Linked DNA regions of Homo sapiens: region 2 is linked to region 1. Evidence: chromatin loops called from intact Hi-C (ENCODE). Cell type or tissue: CD14-positive monocyte. All regions are shown on one strand. Links, peaks and the distances in the headings refer to the core of each region. The heading gives the core; the rest is flanking DNA. Region 1 overlaps RASSF5 (Ras association domain family member 5). Region 2 overlaps RASSF5 (Ras association domain family member 5).

Region 1 (5,367 bases), core at 166-5,165:
ACCAGCTGGTATGATTTCCTTCTCACAAGCTTGCAGACCTGGGTCTGTGCTGGTGGCAGGATGCTTTCTGCCTCCCTGCAGGGTCTCGCTCTGTCTCTGCTGACTCTGGGCACCTGCCCCTCCCGCAGGGCTCTGTTCTGACTCTCCATGGCTGGGTGGGGAAGGGCTGGCGGCAGCTGGGAAGGCCGGGCCTGACTGGGGAGATGGTTTTGCATTTAGTCATTTTCAGTTTTTTTCCAAGACTTTTGGCAAGCCTTTCTCCACATGTTCCGGGCTGGATCTCAGGGTCGGAAGGGGAACAGAGCCAGTTTTGGGGCTTAGGGGAAACAGCGAGGAGGCTGAGGTGATGACGTTAGACCAGGCAGAAGGCTGGGTTCCCTGGGGGCACTGGTTTAAGTGGAATAAAGTCGGGGCTTGGGAGCAGTCATGGGTTGCCCCACCCCAAGGTCAAGACTATCTTGACTCACACCTGGGGAAGTGACTTTTGAGTTTTTTCTGAAGCACTCATAACTATGCTGAGGAGACTTGGGCAGAGCCTGGTAGACCCCAAGAACTCTCCATGGTGTGGTCTTTGGCTGAAGTGGCCCACAAGGCCATGCCGGGCCTGTTCTAGCATGCCTGTGGTTCCTAGAGTACACAAAGGTTTGTGAGAGATGTACCCATTGGGAAATCTTTGAGGTTTGATTCTCTTTTTTTACCCTTTTTGGAGAGGAAGGAGGAAGGGCAGTGGGGTCCCTCCTGGCATCATAGCATGTGTCCAGCCTCCCAGGGGAGAATGCCCCACTTTGGCTGAGGAGTCTGGTGACCCCTGGGAATTGTAGCAGGTTCTAGATTTTCTTTCGGATTTTCCTACCTATAACTACTGCCCTGGCCCCATTTGAGGGCATGGGGCAGAGGGATCGGGGGGAATGCAAGATGTGCATGCTGAGGGTCTATAAGAGGGGTGGTGTTGGAAAGAGTAGTCTGTTCATTTTTGTGTGGCACTGAGCAGGTGAGTGGATGGCTGAGTATGACACTTACCTGTGACAGGTTTATTCTTCAGTGGAGGGCCTATGTGCCACCTTCTGCTCCCCATTCCTGTTTTTTGAACAAACATATTTCCAGGGTGGGGCAGGTCTTATTTAGACATCTGCAATGGCCATTGGCTGGGGCTGCTAGAAAATTAAAACTTGGCTTACATAGACCTTTAAGAAATCAGACTCCAGGTTCATGAAAGTCAGGCCAAAAAGAAGAGTGATGTTCTTATTTTTTTAAAATCCTTTTATGTTTTGTTTCTACTGGATGCTAGAGCTGGAAAAGAATTATCATTGTGTTTGCTGAAGATACAAGCTGGCATTCTGTGAACCTGCTAGGATGAGTATATTCACATGGAATAGGAAGAGTTGAGAATGGCAAAGAAACTGTGGGAGCAGAAATAACTTTTGTTGCACTTGGCTATCACTAAGGCCGTTTGATGTGCACTGCCTCTGTCAGGATTGCAATTCTGTTTCGTCGGTAGAACTGATGTAATCAGGGCCATCTCATAGATGAGGAAACACAGCATTCAGGGAAGTCAAATGACTTCGCTAAGATAACCCAGATCATTAATAGCAAAGCCAGCACCAGAACCCAGCATGGCATTTTGCCTTAGGCTAATATCATTGATCACGCAAGTTAGTTGAGTTTACTTATCCATCTGCTGCCCTTCTGCTGGTGAATGCTGAAATGTCCAAAAAAGGAGGTACAGGAAAAAAAGGGAGGTGAGCCCTATACAAGCTAGAGAATCAGCCAGGGCTGGGTAATTGAGAGTTGGCTCCACTTAAGCCAATTTTCAACAATCAGTTTCTAAATTGATTGTCACCATGTGCAAATCATGAGATCTTTAGAAAAAGGGTGAAGTTTTTCCAAATCCTAAGATGAAAGAAATAAGTGTGTCTCTCCCCGCTCCCACCTCACCCCGTAGGTGTTCAGGGTGTGTAGGGGGTGGGCCTGGAAATGCAGGTGGAGGATCTTTTTCTGTTCCAGTCCTCCTTCTTGCCATGGCCCAGCTCTCAGAGTTCATGACACAGCACTAGTCAGGAACCAAAGTGAAATTAACAGACTGGATCCTAGAGGGGACAGCTAGGGTGAAGAAGACATGGATAGGGACTGGACAATAATCTGAAGCTGCCTAATGGACCTCTGGCTCTAATCTCAGGCAGTGATGTGGCCCCATGAGAAAAAATACATCTGGGGAAACCTCCCACCCCCAAGCCAGCTCTGACTCTCTATATTTCTCCAGGTTCATCTCTTATTTGGGAACAGGTACCATTGCTTACTTTTCTTGCTGATTTGCAGGAGGCTGTTTTTTCTATCCAAGTTGAATGGAAGTTGGAGACTTGGTGGTCTCTGCTGAAAGAATTATGTGGATTATTTTTTGCATCTGAAGAAAGTATTAACCTCCCCCACCTCAAACAAAACCTCAGAGATGCCTTATTATTCAACTGGAACAGATTCCAGCTGTAACATGAGAGTTTTGAGAGAAAGCGTTGAGCATATTGTCCATGAATGTCTACCCTAGTGATGAGTGTTTTTTAAAAGCCATCTGGAGGTACCTTTATATAAAATAGGGTGATAATATATTGTACCCCAGCAAGTAAGATGGTGAAGGTTGTTGCTTCAAATTATGCTGGGCCATGGCTGAACTTGCCTCCAGCATGGAGGTCATTGAGTCATTGCTTAGATGTCAGAGACAGCAAGAGGTCATTGCAGGCATTTCCCTGTCTCTAGGTAGTGCTCCTCCCAGACCATCATTACAGTAGAAAAATCTATCTAGTTTTCCAAAGGTCAGGAATGAAGATCCTAGAGCTTCTGAAAGCCCCATCTCCAGACTCTGCCAGTTCTTTCCTGTTGTCTTTCCCAATGGCTTAACCTGTCAAAGAACAGCTCAGTGATGAGGAGAAAAGAGAAGTGAGGTCAGCATATTCTGCAGCCCAAACGGTGCATTCGGAAGGGATTTCCCCGCATTACACGTGACTTTTTTTTTTTTGAGATGGAGTCTCGTTCTGTCGCCCAGACTGGAGTGCAGTGGTGCAATCTCGGCTGACCGCAACCTCTGCCTCCTGGGTTCAAGTGATTCTCCTGCCTCAGCCTCTTGAGTAGCTGGGACTACAGGTGCGTGCCACCACACCCGGATAATTTTTTTGTATTTTTAGTAGAGATGGGGATTCACCGTGTTAGCCAGGATGGTCTCAATCTCCTGACCTTGTGATCCGCCTGCCTCGGCCTCCCAAAGCGCTGGGATTACGGGCATCAGCCACCACGCCTGGCCGTGACTCATATTTTAAAGTTCCCCCAGCAGCCCTGTGTTCTCTTCTTTGAGGGCGGGGATGGGAATGAGCCCTTGCCTGTGCTCAGCCAGGCAGGACTTCCTAGGCCCTCTTGGAGATCTTGGGTGCAAGGACCAGCAGGGCAAGGAACTTGGCCCCCACCCCTTGTTTGATGGTCCCAAGTGTCATTTCAGGACCCGGACTTGCTTATGCCCTTCTTCTGGTACAGAGGTTGCTTGGTAAACTAGAGAGGGCCACAACAAAGGCCATGGGCAGCTCCCTTCTCCCTGAGGAAGCATTAGGGAGAAAGAATCAGTCCGCAACTGAGGAAGGGTGGCATCTGAGCACAGACGTATAAGTGCATCTTCCACCAGAGATTCTGCAAGTGTGTGAGTCCTCTGAGGTGGATTTCCTCTGGTTAAGGGATAGGTGTCCCTGCTGGGCATGGAGGCTTCACCCCTGTAATCCCAGCACTTTGGGAGACTGAGGCAGGATGATCTCTTGAGCCCAGGAGTTCGAGACCAGCCTGGGGAACATGGTGAGACCCCCACCTCTACAAAAAATATAAAAATTAGCTGGGTGTGGTGGTGCCCACCTGTAGTCCCAGCTACATGCTGGGGGGTGGGAGAATCACTTGAGCCCAGGAGGTCGAGGCTGCAGTGAGCTATGATTGGACCATTGCACTCCAACCTGGATGACAGAGCAAGATCCTGTCTCAAAAAAAAAGAAAAAAGAACAAGTGTCCCTCCTTCATGTTAAGCTGGTCCCCGCTGGTGGTTGGCAGGTGAGTCCTGTCATCTCTGGGCAGCCTGGGAGGGACACCCCTCTCTAGTGGCTTTTCTGGAAGGCTCTGCTGCCTGTCTGGTGCCAGTCTTCTGTCTTGGACTGGGCAACAGGGCCTCCCAGAACTTTTCTACTAGGGCTTGGCAGCTTCTGGGAGTCAGAGTGAGAGAACACCTGTGAGTACTGTTTTGGGGCAAGAGAACAATATTTCTGCCCTTTTGTGACAGACTGATCTTTTCTCACCACCCCACACCCATAGGGTCACATCCGCTTCTGCTCAGGTATCTAGTCTCAGAAAAATGAATGGCCTGACCCTCTTAAAGCAACACCACCTCCTTATGGGCCCCTCCCCCACCCTGGGCTTAGCATGGGAGGATGTGAATTAGCCCCAGTTTGTCCCTTAGGAGCCTGTACAGCTGGTGAAGCATTAGTAATCCACCATCCCCAAAGAAATCCATTAACGAGCTCCTGGGCTGGGCACGTGGTGTGAGGTAACCGATCACTTCTGTCGTCTGAAACTTTGGAGACATTGATTTTCAGACTCACAGGCGCGACTGAGAAGTGAGGCTCGGGGCAGGCTCTTCCCTGCAGCCTGTTTGGTGGGGGCATTTTTATCTTATCAAGCTAAAAGCCCCAGGAATAGAAAGTTTTCCACTGGGGGAGGTGGAGGGGAAAGGACCTCAGTGCGGAGACAGAAGGCATCGTCAGTCGTTGAGGGTACCAGAGCCTGAGGGTCCAGGTGACTGTCCAGGTCATGCGAGGCCCAGGGCCCTCCCCGGAGCCCTCCCCCACCCGGCACTCCACCCCTGACGCCAAGCCTGGAGAAAAGCTATTGATCTCTGGCGCTGAGATGACCGAGGGCCAGGAGGAGAAGGCAACCGCTGCCTGCTTTGGGACAGTCACTGCTCAGCTCCAGCGGCTCTTCTGCAGGCTCCCGAAGAGCCGCTCGGTCTCCAAAAAGCACCAGATCCTGCAGAGGTTCCGCAACGGGGCCCGGAGGGCTCGGGGTAGGTCTAAGCCAATCTGACTGGGGGAGCTTGGGTTCTGAGGCCTCTGCTACTGGCTTCTCCCATAGAAAAGGAGTACAGGATCTTTCTGGCAGTCTGCTGTTTAGTGCTGAGCTCAGCACCACTCCTTGGCCCTCCTGACTCCGCAAGGACAAAGGCACAGGTGCTGTCACCTTGCCTGGTATGGGTTGAACAGCCAGATCCAAAGGACATGGTCTGCCTGTTTTGGAGGCCTTGAGTGGGTAGTGGATTTTAACAACTTTTTATTGGCTGAGAATTAGGGCCAAGCG
Region 2 (5,367 bases), core at 215-5,214, 67 kb after region 1:
GCTTAGACTCATCTTAGATGAACATTTCACAGATCAGGTAACTTACAGGCTTTGGTTTAACAGCTGCTCATCCCAGCCCCGCAGCACAGAGTTTCAGTGATCATTATGGGTGTGGCAGGCCGGCCCCTTCAGCAAAAGATGCCGTCCCATGGTGGCTACATGGTGAATTGAGAAGAGCATGGGCCTTAGATGGATTTGATTCCAGTTCCTACTTAGCTTCTTACTAGCAGGGGACCACAGGCATGTTTCTTAAACTCAGCCTCAGTTTTGTTATCTGTGAAATAAGAATGACATACATAGTATGTAAGAGAAGGTATGTGAAAGTACCCAGCACAGGCTGTTATTAATAGGTCAGGACCCCTTGGGGAGAGTACAGCGGGAGCAGACAGGCCAGGGAACGATGCCATGATGGAAAGAGGATGTCAGAAGCTGGGTGCGGTGGCTCACACCTGTAATGCCAGCACTTTGGGAGGCCAAGGCGGATGGATCATTTGAGGTCAGGAGTTCGACATCAGCCTGGCCAATATGGTGAAATCCCGTCTCTACTAAAAAATACAAAAATTAGCTGGGTGTGGTGGTGCGCACCTGTAATCCCAGCTACTTGGGAGGCTGAGGCAGGAGAATTGCTTGAACCTGGGAGGCAGAGATTGCAGTCAGCCAAGATCGTGCCACTGCATTCCAGCCTGGGTGACAGAGGGAGACGAAAGAAAAGAAAGAAAGAAAGAGAGAGAGACAGAGAGAGAGGGGGGAGAGAGAGAGAGAGAAAGAAAAGGAAGGAAGGAAGGAAAGAAAGAAAGGAGGATGTCAGCTGTGCTGAGGGGTTGGAGGTGGGAGGCTGGAGCCACGCCAGCTCCTCTTGGCAGCCAGAGCCTGACATTGCATCGGTTCTGTGGGATTGGAAAGTGGAAGGAAGTGATGGCAGGTTGTTCAGGGTGGCGTGTCTCCCACATGGCTTGCTGAAGGGAGGAAGGTAGGGCAAAGCTCTGTCACGGAGGGGGGGCCCTGTTGTGTTCCGCGGGGTGGTGATGTGACGTCGCGGCAGCTGTGAAATTCCCCAGCCAAACCCAGACACCCACAGGACAGTGTCAGATGGTGTCAGAGTCATCCCTCACTGGGCCTCAGTTTCCTCATTTACCAAAGGAGAATCCTGATCCACCCCAAGTCTGCTACACTTGAACGTCAGGCAAATTCTGGGTGGGTTCTGACCAACCAGTTCCCACACTCCCAGCCACTCAGGGACAGTGTGAAGATAAAACCGGGAGGTGGGTAACAGTGAACTTGAGAGAGAGCCAGAGAACTGACTGAGGGACAGTGGCTTCGACCCCAGAATTCACCCCTGTATTGTCTCTACAAGGTGAGGGCCATTGACCTCAATCTCCTCAATTTCATTGTTCACTTATCCTTCCCAGGGGGTGGGAGGAGGAGGGCATCTGGGAACATATGAGAAGAATGAACACATGGTCTCACAGGAGGAACACAATGGGACAGACCTGGAATTTCTGTTTCATTCTGTACATACTGACTGTAGGGTGTGAGGCAGGTTGCTAAACTTCTCTTAGTCTCAATAGTCTCACCTGTAAGATGGGGTAATAAACTATCTTACAGACTTCTGGTTTGTGAGAATCATATGAGATAATGTATGCCAAGTACTTGGCACAGAAGAAGTGCTAAGTAAATTCTAGGTGTCCCTGTGCCCAGTAGCGGTTTATCTCCTCTTTTATGGTAGAGGGGGCTACAGCCCTTCATCCCTGCCAGTTCACTCGTTCATTTGACAAATAGATATTTACTTCTTGCTATGTGAAAAGCACTGTGGCAAGTGATGTGGGGCCTGGACTGGTCTCTATGTGTCCTTGGTCCTTGGGATCTAAGAGAATTCTTGTCTTCCCGATCAGTAGTATATACTGGCACCATGGGTAGACGCCTGTCCCTCCAGCTGTGTTGTTACTTCCTTGAGGAGACAGACCATGGCTTGTATTTCTTTGCATCTCCCATAGCATCAAAGAAGCATCTTTTCCATAGCAGCTTTCCATAAGCAAATGCGGCTCTGCTCATTCACCAGATTCATAGTCAGTGCCTGAGTGCCAGACGCTTTCACACTAATCTCAAGACAAGCCTGTGCAGTAGGTATTGTTCCCATTTCACAGATGAGGAGACTGAGGCTTAGAGAAATCTGAGTTACTTCTCCAGGAGGGCTGGCTAGACACTGGCACAGCTGCAATTTGACCTCTCATTGTCTCACTCCGAGTCCGTGCAGTTAGTTCCACTCTGCAGGGCTGGATGCTCACTTCTTGGTTAGAGAGGCTTTGGGGAGGGCGTGGTTGTTCCCTTTCTCACCCTGAGAACTACTACACATCCACCTCCACTTCTGTGTCTCTTCCAGAATGTCTGTAAACCTGTGGAGGAGACACAGCGCCCGCCCACACTGCAGGAGATCAAGCAGAAGATCGACAGCTACAACACGCGAGAGAAGAACTGCCTGGGCATGAAACTGGTAAGCGCCCGTCCACCCTCAACCTGGCCCCTGCTCCACCACCCGCTTCGGGTTTGGCGCCTCTGCCCTCACTCTGAATTCTGTGGCTACTCCCTGGCAGGTCCCCTCCCTTTCCTCCGGCCTCCAGAGGCCTCCGGGGTCTGGAAGGCTGATAGCCAGAGCCCTCAGTGGCCTCCATGTGCTTTAGGGAAATAGATCTGACTCTCATTTTTTGCTTGTGATTTTGGGAAGCTCTTTTAACTCCTCCTCTGAGCTTCAGTGTAAACTAAGTGATTAAACGGTACGTAATGACCAAGGGCCCAGTATTGCTTGGCCTCCAGGGAGCCAGGACAATGGGACTTAGTTGCTCCCCTTCCTACCCCTTCGATTGTGAGAGAGGGACATACTCTCTCAGAGAGGGGAGGGCACCCAACTTAGCACCCAGTTGGGAAAGGCTGTCTTCAATAGGGAGGGGAGAAGGTAGAAAAACACTGCCCCCTGCTGGTGGCTGGCATCAGCTGGCTCTTTGGGGTTCAGCCAGATGGAGCACCAGAAAATCCAGTCACAAATGCACCTAGGTTTAAGTCTTAAAGGCTGTTTCTTAGTAAAGAGATACAGGAGGAAATCTAGTGGGCTGGTTCTCCAAGGCCCTCATTATAGAGCCTTCCTGCTTCCTGCCTGGTTCAGAGGTACAAACTAGAGTGGCTACCCCACACCCTGCCTCTTACAATGGGCACTCACCAAAGGCAACTGGTTACAGGAGGTTTAGGGAGCTGGCCTGAGCCTCCTGGGAGGGAAATCCACTGCAGCCCCACAGGTCCTCTTTGGTAGCTGGATCCTGAGGGTCTTCTCCCAGCCCACTATGGGGAAAGGGATCTCTGCTCCTTCCTCCAGCTCTCCCACGTCAGCAGAGGCAGGAAAGAACTCAAGGAGACAGGTGGGTGCTGCTGGGGCAATGGCCCCGAGTGGCAGATATGATCATGCAAGGCGGACGGCCCTGACCCCCTGTGACATGCCCCCGCTGGCAGAGTGAAGACGGCACCTACACGGGTTTCATCAAAGTGCATCTGAAACTCCGGCGGCCTGTGACGGTGCCTGCTGGGATCCGGCCCCAGTCCATCTATGATGCCATCAAGGAGGTGAACCTGGCGGCTACCACGGACAAGCGGACATCCTTCTACCTGCCCCTAGATGCCATCAAGCAGCTGCACATCAGCAGCACCACCACCGTCAGTGAGGTCATCCAGGGGCTGCTCAAGAAGTTCATGGTTGTGGACAATCCCCAGAAGTTTGCACTTTTTAAGCGGATACACAAGGACGGACAAGGTAGGAGAAAGAGTGAACCCAACCAGACCGTTCCCTTCCTACCTGTGTCCAAGCCCACCCACTAAAACTCCTGCCGGCCTTGGGTGGGAGCTGTGGGCTTCTCCTGAGCACCAGGGGTCCAGCTGCCCATGTGGTGTTCAGATCTGTGGAATCCGGGCAGGGAGGCAAGAGCAGAGTCCCTGACTCTGCATGTGACTTCAGGAAAACCACACCCTAGGCTCCCATTTCCTGATCTGTGCAATGGGAGGAATCTGCCCCACCATTCCTAATCTTTCAGGAGATGATGTGAATGGAATCATGCTTTAAACTCTGAGCAGACACCCAAGATAAAAGGTTATTGCCCTGTTCATTACTGTCATGTTCATTTCATTAAAAGGCCCGTGTCTACTTCCAGTTGTACGTACCCCACCTCTGCATTTCCAATCCTTTCCCGCAAGCCTGGGCCCCGCCCTTCTTTTCTGGGAAGAGCTCCCAGCACCCTCTCTTGGTTTGCAGTGCTCTTCCAGAAACTCTCCATTGCTGACCGCCCCCTCTACCTGCGCCTGCTTGCTGGGCCTGACACGGAGGTCCTCAGCTTTGTGCTAAAGGAGAATGAAACTGGAGAGGTAGAGGTAGGTCTGGACCCATTGTGCAAACCCAGGCCTTAGGGCACCCTGGGTGGGTGCAGGTGGGTGTTGTCCTAACTACCTCACATAGGTGGGAGCCACGCAGCACGGGCAGGAAGGTGACTGTTGAGAGAGTGAGCAGGGGTGGGTGATGGGCCTGGGGGTCAGTGTTTCAGCCAGGACTCTGAACACCCTGGGGTAGCACATTAGGGCCTGTGTGTGGCAAGGCCTGTGGAAAGAAAGGATTTCATGTGCTTTATTTCTGAAAACTCAGGGAGGAGGGGGACCAAGAAACTCCCTGTGCTCAGGCACAGGCTGTTTTTGCTTCAAAATGGCCCGAGGGCTACCAAGCTCCATCTCTGGGCTCCACTGGGTATAGACGTTTTTGAGCCATTTGTCCTCCCTTTTCTTGACCTCCATCCCCCAAGGGGAGCTAACCAGTGTGTAGTCTTGTGGCATAAACTGGAGTAAAACCAGGCCGGTGCCACCCATGGCCTGAGAATGACCAACAGGGGAAGGTCTCAGTGTTTGTCACACTGTGTTCAGTGGAGGCCTAGAGTTTTAAGGAGTTTTGGGAGTCACTGCGGAGATTTAGGGATCAAGGCAGCTGGGACTCTGTCCCTTCTCCCCATTTCAGCAAGGGCCGCTCTGCTCCCATCTGCTTTCTTTATTGGCATCTGTGCAGAATATGTTTGGAAAAAGTACTCCATGGACAGTAGCTGAATGCTGCTGGCCCTGTGGAAAGCTCAGGCACTTTGAAGTGTGGAGACCTGGGCTCTAGTTCCAGTTCTGCTGCAATGAGCTCTGTGATTGTGATTACGCCACCTTCCCTGTGTGGACTTGAGGTTTCTCACTTATCCATAGCGAGGACCAAACCAGATAAACCTTAGTACTCTATTGTGCTCAAAGAGCTTAGGAGTCTCAATTGTTGGCCGCACAGGGCTTGTGCTCTTGGGTCAGCCTGAT

Evidence for each region. A loop is a pair of places that touch in the nucleus more often than their neighbours do. Peaks named below come from ENCODE experiments on the same cell type or tissue, not always from the same donor. Only the 100,000 strongest peaks of a DNase experiment are listed, where the experiment ranks them.
Region 2: it touches region 1 in a loop (4-fold over the local background); 15 of 110 quality-filtered maps call a loop at or near these places.

Annotation. Positions count from the first base shown.
Region 1 is chr1:206,513,468-206,518,834 of GRCh38, forward strand. The region is part of intron 1 of RASSF5 (Ras association domain family member 5); the gene reads left to right. Among named protein-coding and RNA genes, the nearest start is that of RASSF5, 8.6 kb to the left of the region's middle. In CD14-positive monocyte, for the core only: no CTCF peak of the experiment used is centred there; DNase peaks (open chromatin) are centred at 1,504, 2,954 and 3,314; H3K27ac peaks cover 2,523 bases; H3K27me3 peaks cover 505 bases.
Region 2 is chr1:206,580,889-206,586,255 of GRCh38, forward strand. RASSF5 (Ras association domain family member 5) reads left to right here. Exons shown (of 6, transcript NM_182663.4): 3 at 2,381-2,491; 4 at 3,499-3,796; 5 at 4,292-4,407. It also overlaps a transcript of EIF2D not described here. Among named protein-coding and RNA genes, the nearest start is that of EIF2D, 29 kb to the right of the region's middle. In CD14-positive monocyte, for the core only: CTCF peaks have their summits at 2,976 (motif pointing left) and 3,175; DNase peaks (open chromatin) are centred at 1,013 and 2,953; H3K4me3 peaks cover 96 bases; H3K27ac peaks cover 3,701 bases.